Linked DNA regions of Homo sapiens: region 1 is linked to region 2. A link is a loop called in an ENCODE intact Hi-C map of the cell type or tissue named here. Cell type or tissue: PC-9. All regions are shown on one strand. Each heading gives the region's core, and the rest is flanking DNA. Links, peaks and the distances in the headings are about the cores only.

Region 1 (4,392 bases), core at 189-4,188, 69 kb after region 2:
CCATTCAGCATCTTGGTGACAGTGGGAACATCAGTGCTGGTGTTAGTGGGGATGGGCAAAAGGGGACAAAAGCCAGAACTCTTAAGTTAGTGTGCCCCAGGAAGCCCAGTTAATTTTTGAAAAGATCTTGTTGGCAGCCTAAAATCATGTGACCTGAGATCCAGCACATTAAAAAACAAACTAATAAAAATTTCAATGGCTAAATGCAAACCAACAAACTATTTTAAAAACCTGTAGGCCGGGCGCGGTGGCTCATGCCTGTAATCCCAGCACTTTGGGAGGCCGAGGTGGGCAGATCACGAGGTCAGGAGATCGAGACCATCCTGGCTAACACGGTGAAACTCCGTCTCCATTAAAAATACAAAAAATTAGCTGGGCGTGGTGGCGGGCACCTGTAGTCCCAGCTACTCGGGAGGCTGAGGCAGGAGAATGGCGTGAACCCGGGAGGCGGAGCTTGCGGTGAGTGGAGATCGCACCACTGCACTCCAGCCTGGGCTACGGAGCAAGACTCCGTCTCAAAAACAAAAACAAAAAACAACAACAACAAAAAAAAAAACCTGTAAAAGAACGTGTGGCAATTCAGATGCAAGCTAGAAATTAGGTGCTGAAATTTTTATTTCCAATTTTAGAGACTTCATCTCCCTGGGAGGTGGGTTGCAATCCTCAGCAGGAAGCAAGCCTGGAGATGTGCTGAGGGTTAGAAAAGGCTGCGGCTTTGTTACTCACCTCCACTCTAAGTCACCTCATCCTGAAAGTACAGTAATAATAGACTATGCCTCATAGAGTTTGGGTGAGGATTAGACGAGATCGTACACGTGGAATGCTTAGCTCATCGCCCAACAGATTGTAAATGCACCGCACATGTTAGCTGCTGTAATTGTCCTTACTTGACTGAAGGCCCACGGGGCTGGGGGCTGTTTTCTTGCTGGTTTTTATATCTATAGCACTTAGCACAGTGCCAGGTACACAGTGACACTCCAAGAATGTTACTATATCAACACCTACCGGGAGAAATGTATGGGTAGGGGTGGGGCAGTGTGGGGGTCCTGAGGAGCTGCCACCCCAGTAATTACCACCACCATTATTGATCACCTCTTGGACACTTTACACACGCCAGAGGTTGAACAATGAAAACCATAGATACCTTTTTGGACTCTGCCATATTTTTTAAAATTGGCAACACAGGGGTCATATCCCTACTTCACTGGACAGAAAAGAACAGGTACTGTTCCCTTTAGAAAAGGGCTCGTAAGCCAGGCGCGGTGGCTCACGCCTGTAATTCCAGCACTTTGGGAGGCCGAGGCTGGCGGATCGTCTGAGGTCAGGAGTTTGAGACCAGCCTGACCAACATGGTGAAGCCCCGTCTCTACTAAAAATACAAAATTAGCTAGGGGTGATGGCGCATGCCTGTAATCCCAGCTACTCGGGAGGCTGAGGCAGGAGAATTGCTTGAACGCGGGAGCCGGAGGTTGCAGTGAGCCAAGATCGTTCCATTGCACTGCAGCCTGGGCAACAAGAGTGAAACTCCATCTCAAAAAAAAAAAAAAAAAGAAAAAAGAAAAAAGAAAAGGGCTTGTAAGTCTGGTTTGCCAGTGTCCACTGACCTACTTGGTCCCGAAGGCACTTGAGTTTGCAGTCTCTGACGTACACCATTTTGTTTAATTCTTGCATGAACTCTGTGAAGTAAATTGATGCTATATGGATGAGAAAACTGAGGCTCAGAGACTTCCCAGAGTAAAGACTGAACGCAAGTGTGGGGGTCTCCAAGGCTGGCAACGCTTCTGCTCTGCCCATCGCTGCTTGCAGGGAGCGGGTATATGGAATGCCGTGAGGTGATGTCGCAGGTCTCATCTAAGTCCATGCTTCTATGATTCAAAGATTTTAGATCAAGCATGTCACAACTTTAGAGTCACCATGAAAAAAAAATCTGGAAATACTTATTACTAACTCACTCTGTGATCTGTGCAAGGCCAGGGACCTGTGCCATAAAACCCCCTAGTGGTTGAAGGTGACTTCTGAGTTTACTTCCACCCTAACAGACTCTCATACAGGAGGAAAGGCTGCACTTTTTTTTTTTTTTTTGAGACAGAGTCTCACTCTGTCACCACACTGGAGTGCAGTGGCGCGATGTCGGCTCACTGCAACCTCCGCCTCCCAGGTTCAAGTGATTCTCCTCCCTCAGCCTCTCGAGTAGCTGGGACTACAGGCACGTGCCACCACACCTGGCTAATTTTTGTATTTTTAGTAGAGATGGTGTTTCACCATGTTGGCCAGCATGGTCTTGATCTCTTGAACTCATGATCCGCCTGCCTCAGCCTCCCAAAGTGCTGGGGATTACAGGCATGAGCCGCCGTGCGCGGCCGGGCTGCACTTTTAAAAGTGTCCACGAGGGGACAAAAGATGACCACAAGCTCCTTAGTTACACTCCTAGTGATGGGGTGCCGCCAAGGACAGCCTGGGGTAATTTTCCTAAAAGGAAAGAAGCTCCTGTCTCAACTGCCAGACCTAGAGCTCTGTTGTGTCCTCACGGTTCCCTGCCAGGCCTCCCCTCCCAGAGGGAGCTCTTAGAGTGACTGCAGCTGGTCCTATCCCGGGATTATTGAGTCTTAGAGGCCATTGATTGCAAGATAGCTGATCCTGTGGCAGGAAAAATGGTACAATGCCTTAATGTTAGGCTTTCACAATTCATAAATTGGTCCTGCCAGCTTTTCTTTGCTTTGGAATTTGTCCTCTACCATCAGGGATTTGGCCACTTGCCCTACCCTTCCCTTGCATTGTTTAGCATAATCCAGGCTGTCCTTTTGCGGGTTCTCGGTAACAAAGCGTAATACAGCACTGTTTTCTTAGGTGATCTACAGCACTTATTTGTTACCTTGCAAGAAAGTATGAGGCTTTCTTGAAAGCAGATTCTCTAATCCTCAAGGCGTCTGAGAACTGCAGCCCTGGCTGAAAGCTGCTCATGAGAGACCCTGAGCTAGAGCCACTTAGCTAAACTGCCCCTCAGAAACTGTGAGATAATAAATGTTTGTTGCTTCAAGCTACTAAGGTTTGGGAAACTGATTACATAGCTGTAGAAAACTAATACATGGGGAATCGGTGAAGGGTGGAGGGAGGGCAGCGGGGAGTCTGCCTCAGGGATGTGCCCCCCACCTTCATCCTCCAGACAGGACTTCGGAGCACCTGAGGAAACCCTGAGAGACTCCTCTTTAGGGAAGTCATCCAGCCCCGGGGTCCCCTTATGCCAGGAGCAAACAGTGAGGACAGGAGAATGACCATCTATCTTGCTGAAAGCTCTGTGAGGGAGAGATGGAGGGACAGAGGGAGCCGTGCCCTGGATGAATAGGAAGGGCTGTGTCTCCAGGGTCCATGGCCTCTGTGCCCTGGATGATGCTGGGGCTGCTAGGGACCACAGAGCCACCCCCTGGGAGGCTGGGGTTGGCCTGGCTCAGGGGCCTTTGTCAGCCATAGACACCCACAGCCTGGGGTAGACAGGGCTGGCAGGCAACACAGGAACTGGAAAACCGGACAAGCTCCAGCCCCTCCGCAGGGTAAATGACAACTCCAGGTAAAATGATTAGCTGATTCCAGCCCCTCTGCAGGGTAAGTGGCACCTCCAGGTAAAATGATTAGCTGGTTCCAGCCCCTCCGCAGGGTAAGTGGCACCTGGGGTAAAATGACTGCCTGGAGCTGGCAGCTGCTTTCCCCTCTCTCTCGCGGGCCCTGCAGGGAAGCGTAGGAAGGGGAGGGGGCACAGCGCTGGGCACAGAGGGGCTCTCAGACCCTGGACTGAACTGTTTCAGGGGTCATCTAGCCCATTCCCCGCCTCCAGGCGAGGATTTGCCTGAGCCTGGAAAGAGGAAGGATCCTCCCAGCCCTGTCAACCCCAGATTCCACCTCCCTGTGGGGGGACTGTCAGCGCAGGCCCTGACAACCAGAGAAAGACACAGGACCCAGCTGGGCCGGTGACAGCAGGAGCTCCAGGTGCCACAGGTGAGGGTGGGGATGCCTGGAGCACCACGGGGGGCCCAGTTAGTCTAGAGCCAGGTTTTCCATACTCCTTAGAGTGCAACCTCAGGGAGACGCAAATTTTACCCAACACAGAAATACATTTATAGAATTCAAACACAAGCAGACGAAACAATGTTTACCCTTACAGTGTGTGAAGTCCTCATCTGTCCCACCTCATCCTATCGTGCTCTATTCTATCCTAGGAGACAAAGCAGGAGGAGGGCTGCGGAAGTGGGGGAGTCTTATCCAGGCCCTTGGGTGACACGTCTCTCCTGATAAAAACTGCAGCTGCTCTGGGCGTGCCCTCGCCTGTCTCCCCCCAGGCCCTGGGTTCCTGGCAGCAGAGACAGTTACCTATTGACCAGGCATCCCCCAGGGCTCCTG
Region 2 (4,392 bases), core at 141-4,140:
TCCCTAGTGGCTGGGACTACAGGCGCCCGCCACCACGCCCAGCTAATTTTTTTTTATTTTTAGTACAGACAGGATTTCACCATGTTAGCCAGGATAGTTTCAATCTCCTGACCTCGTGATCCACCCACCTTGGCCTCCCAAAGTGCTGGGATTACAGGCGTGAGCCACTGCGCCCAGCCCATAGGAAGTAAATTTTTAAGGCCTCGCATATATTTTTGTTTTGTTTTGAGACAGGGTCTTGGTCTGTTGCCCAGGCTGGAGTGCAGCAGCTTGATCATGGCTCACTGCAGCCTCCCTGGGCTCAAGCAATTCTTCCACCTCAGCCCCCCAAGTAGCTGGGACCACAGGATGTACCACCATGCCCGGCTAATTTTTGTATTTTTTTAGTAGAGATAGGGTTTCACCATGTTGGCCAGGCTGGTCTGGAACTCCTGACCTCAGGTGATCCACCCACCTCCGCCTCCCAAATTGCTGGGATTACAGCTGTGAGCCACCCACCACGCCTGGCCTTTCTTTGATTTTAAATAACATTTTGATATTTCACAATGATGTGCCTTGGAGGGGTGTGTGTGTGCGTGCGTGTGTGTGTGTGTATGTGTGTTTTACTCCAACCATTATGCTATGCATTTGATGAACCCTTTTAATCTGGAGAGTCACATCCTTTAATCCTGAACATTTCCTCATATTACTGCCTGGTAATTACATGGTTACTGTTTTCCTTGTTTACTATTTCTGGATCACTTATTCAGTAGATGTGGACTTCTAGAACAGTCTCTAGCTTTCTCATCTTCTCTCTCCTGTTGTCCATCCTCTTATCTTTCTGTTTTACTTTCTGGAAGATTTTTCTCAATTTTATCTTCCAACCTGTTGAGAATCTCAGTTTTTAACTTCCAAGACTTTTTTCTTGTTTTATGTATGAAGCTTCCTTTTTATAACATCCTGTTCTTGTTTTGTATAGGTCATATTTTCACTTAATCTCTTTGAGGTTTATATTTTTTAAAAAACCACTCTTCTGTTTTTGTTTGTTTTTTACTGTTTGTTTTCACTGTATTTTTCTCTTTGTTTTTGTCTCTTTTATTCTATTTTATGTATGTATTTATTTATTTCCTAGAGACAAGGTCTCCCTATGTTGCCCAGATAGTTTCAAACTCCTGGGCTCAAGGGATCCTCCTGACCCGGCCTCCCAAAGTGCTAGGATTACAAGCATGAGCCACCACACCTGGCCTCTGTCTTTTATTTTAGAGGCTATACTTAAATATCTGGTAGTCTTTGGATATCTGTTCCTATTTAAGAGTCAAGCACTAACATGGTGAAACCCCATCTCTACTAAAAATACAAAAAATTAGCTGGGCGTGGTGGCACATGCCTGTAGTCCCAGCTACTCGGGAGGCTGAAGCAGGAGAATTGCTTGAATCTGGGAGGCGGAGGTTGCAGTGAGCCAAGATCATGCCACTGCACTCCAGCCGGGGCAACAGAGCAAGACTCAGGTGTCCCGACCTGACGAGTGCCATTCAAGTTGGATTTAGCCATGAAATAAGTTACAAAAAACTTTACATTTATCAGCACTTTGGGAATTTTGAAACTACAGATAAGGGATTATAGATATATAATGCTGAAATATTTACTATCATATTGGTTCTGATCCACAATATTGGAAAATATTAAAAGTGGAAAATATAGGGCCTGACCCTGGTGTTACAATCATTGGCTTCACTTGAGTTCTCAAGTGTACCCACTGTGGCAGCAGCAATCCTCAACACATTTGCTGTTAGCCAGATTTTTAATACAGACCTACATGGCCTTAACTCATTCTTGTTTTTCTTGGCACTTATTCTCTTTTTTAAAATTTGTTTAAATTTTACTTTAAGTTCTGGGATACATGTGCAGAATGCGCGGGTTTGTTACATAGGTATACACGTGCCATGGTGGTTTGCTGCACCTATCAACCCATCATCTAGGTTTTAGGCCCTGAATGCATTAAGTATTTTTCCTAATGCTCTCCCTCCCCTTGTCCCCCACCCGCCGACAGGCCACGGGTTGTGTTGTTCCCCTACCTGTGTCCATGTGTTCTCATTGTTCAACTCCCACTTATGAGTGAGAACATGCGGTGTTTGGTTTTCTGTTGCTGTGTTAGTTTGCTGAGAATGATGGTTTCCAGCTTCATCCATGTCCCTGCAAAGGACATGAACTCATTCCTTTTTATGGCTGCACAGTATTCCATGGTGTATATGTTCTTGGCACTTATTCTATCACCTGGGCTTTCTGACTCTTTTCTGACATCTTACCCCATTATGGAGACAAAGCTCAGGATTACAACATCTACATGTGGCTTAAGAGTAGTCTCTTGCCCCACTTTTCTGCCATGCAGTAATTGGTTAATATGTAATAATGATTAACAAGTGCATAGATTGTGCTCACAATAACCTTCCCATTCCTGGCCTTATGCCTGATTTTTGTAGCTGGCGGGTAAAGTCCTCTCAACATAGCCTCAAGGAACCAGACCTAGAGACTGCGGTACAAGACAGGAGTGAGACAGGAATCCAGACAAGGATTCCAGGCAGCAGCATCAACAAAGGAGATTGCTAATGACTCAGCCTCAGCCTGGAAGCTTTTCTATGCATGAAGGAAGGGCCAGTCATGAGACAGGGCAGAGAAAAGCCTGATAACCCCTCCCCTCATCACTAGGACTCCCCTCCCTCTGCCAACCCTGGGAATCACAGCAGGGCTGCCCTCACAGGTCACTGTCACTTACAGAGTGTGCCATATTTTGCAGTGAGCTGGGCTTCCCAAATGGTGAGAACCAGTTTCTGGTTCTAGCCACAGTGAGGTCCCATATATTTTCAGAGCGCACTGTCTTTTCACCTTGCACACCCTGACCCTGCTTCCTTGTCTCTTTTTTAACCCTTTGATCCAGACTGATGTCCTAAGGCATGCTGGGTCCTTGCTGCTATGGGGGTCTGTCAGCTCAGCCCCCAGACATAAACTGGAATGAATGTTCCAACAGTATCCTGCCTGTGCATGTGTGTATGAGCACAAGGAGGCTCTGATTTTTACATTTCCTCCTCATTTTCAGCTTATGTAGCCTACACTAGCAAAAGAGTCTTGGGGAGCTGAGGGGTCATAGGAAATGACCTGTTAGCCACATTTCTGTTCTCTGTGAAGAGGCCTGTTTTCAGTTTAGACATCATGGGGAAACCACTCTTCCCATCAAAGTGAGCTCCCCCAAGGATGAAATGGACACCATGCTATCTACTTGATATTATGAAGACTGAATGAAATAAAAAGAATCCAGCAAAGTGCCTGAAAAAATGTAGGCCGTCCATATTCCAAACTGGGAAAAAATGCTTAATGCAAAGATTACCACGTCACGTATAAAAACAAAATACTGGAAGCAACCTAAATGTCCACAGTGAGAGAATGATTTTCATATTATGCCTCTGTTGAAATTGGTAGCAATATAATAAATAGTCATTATGAAAAGCATGGAGCACCGTAGGAAAAATATTATAATGAAAACAGGGGGCAAAGCAAGATGCAAAATTGCATGTAAACTATGGAAAGATATGCATGTGAGAAAAGGTAGACAAATAACACCAAAATGAAAACTGTTAACATTATCAGAAAGCCCCATAATCCCTTACCCAAAAATCTGGGAGCCAGATGTGCTTTGCCATTCAGAATTCTTTGGATATTAGCATATCTTAAATGTTATATAGCACCTCCAGCGCTCTTTAGTCTAATGCATTAGTACTTCAGCAGTGAGTATACAAATAGTTGTCCTAAGTGGAATAAATAAAGACTCTGAGGTCGGGTGCAGTGGCTTACTCCTGTAATCCCAGCACTTTGGGAGGCTGAAGCTGGTGGATCACCTGAGGTCAAGAGTTCAAGACCAGCCTGGCCAACATGGTGAAACACCGTCTCTACTAAAAAATATAAAAATTAGCCAGGCACGGTGGCGTGTGCCTGTAGTCCCAGCTACTCAGGAGGCTGAGGCCGGAGAATCGATTGAACCCGGACGGCGGAGGTTGCAGAGAGCTGCGATCATGCCACTGCATTCCAACCTGGACGACAGAGTGAGAGATTCCGTCAAAAAAAAAAAAAAAAAAGACTTATGGCACTGGGGTTTCAGTCCGGACTCGCCACTTGTTGGCTGTGTAAATCTTGGAGGAATTGCTTGGCTCCTCTGAGGCTCAACGCCGATGTCTACAATAGAGCGAGGCTAACAATTTACGTCTACCGATCCCAGCAAGTTGTGAAACGCGAATAGTAAAATGGATTCATTTATTAATTTATTTGCCCCAACACTTTATGCGTGGTAATAAGTCAGATTTCTTGGTTCTGAGAAACAGAAATCAACTCTGGCTTATTCGAGAAGAGGAATTTATGTAAATG

The links. A loop is a pair of places that touch in the nucleus more often than their neighbours do. Peaks named below come from ENCODE experiments on the same cell type or tissue, not always from the same donor. Only the 100,000 strongest peaks of a DNase experiment are listed, where the experiment ranks them.
Region 1: it touches region 2 in a loop (2.7-fold over the local background); 14 of 110 quality-filtered maps call a loop at or near these places.

Annotation. Positions count from the first base shown.
Region 1 is chr3:183,478,147-183,482,538 of GRCh38, reverse strand. No RefSeq gene overlaps it. Among named protein-coding and RNA genes, the nearest start is that of SNORA63E, 27 kb to the right of the region's middle. RefSeq lists enhancers at 2,059-2,108, 3,805-4,340. In PC-9, for the core only: CTCF peaks have their summits at 1,803 and 2,002; a DNase peak (open chromatin) is centred at 1,968.
Region 2 is chr3:183,546,626-183,551,017 of GRCh38, reverse strand. All of the region lies in intron 1 of KLHL6 (kelch like family member 6), which reads left to right. KLHL6-AS1 (KLHL6 antisense RNA 1) reads right to left here and starts at 2,283. Exons shown (of 2, transcript NR_046687.1): 1 at 2,055-2,283. In PC-9, for the core only: no CTCF peak of the experiment used is centred there; a DNase peak (open chromatin) is centred at 2,567.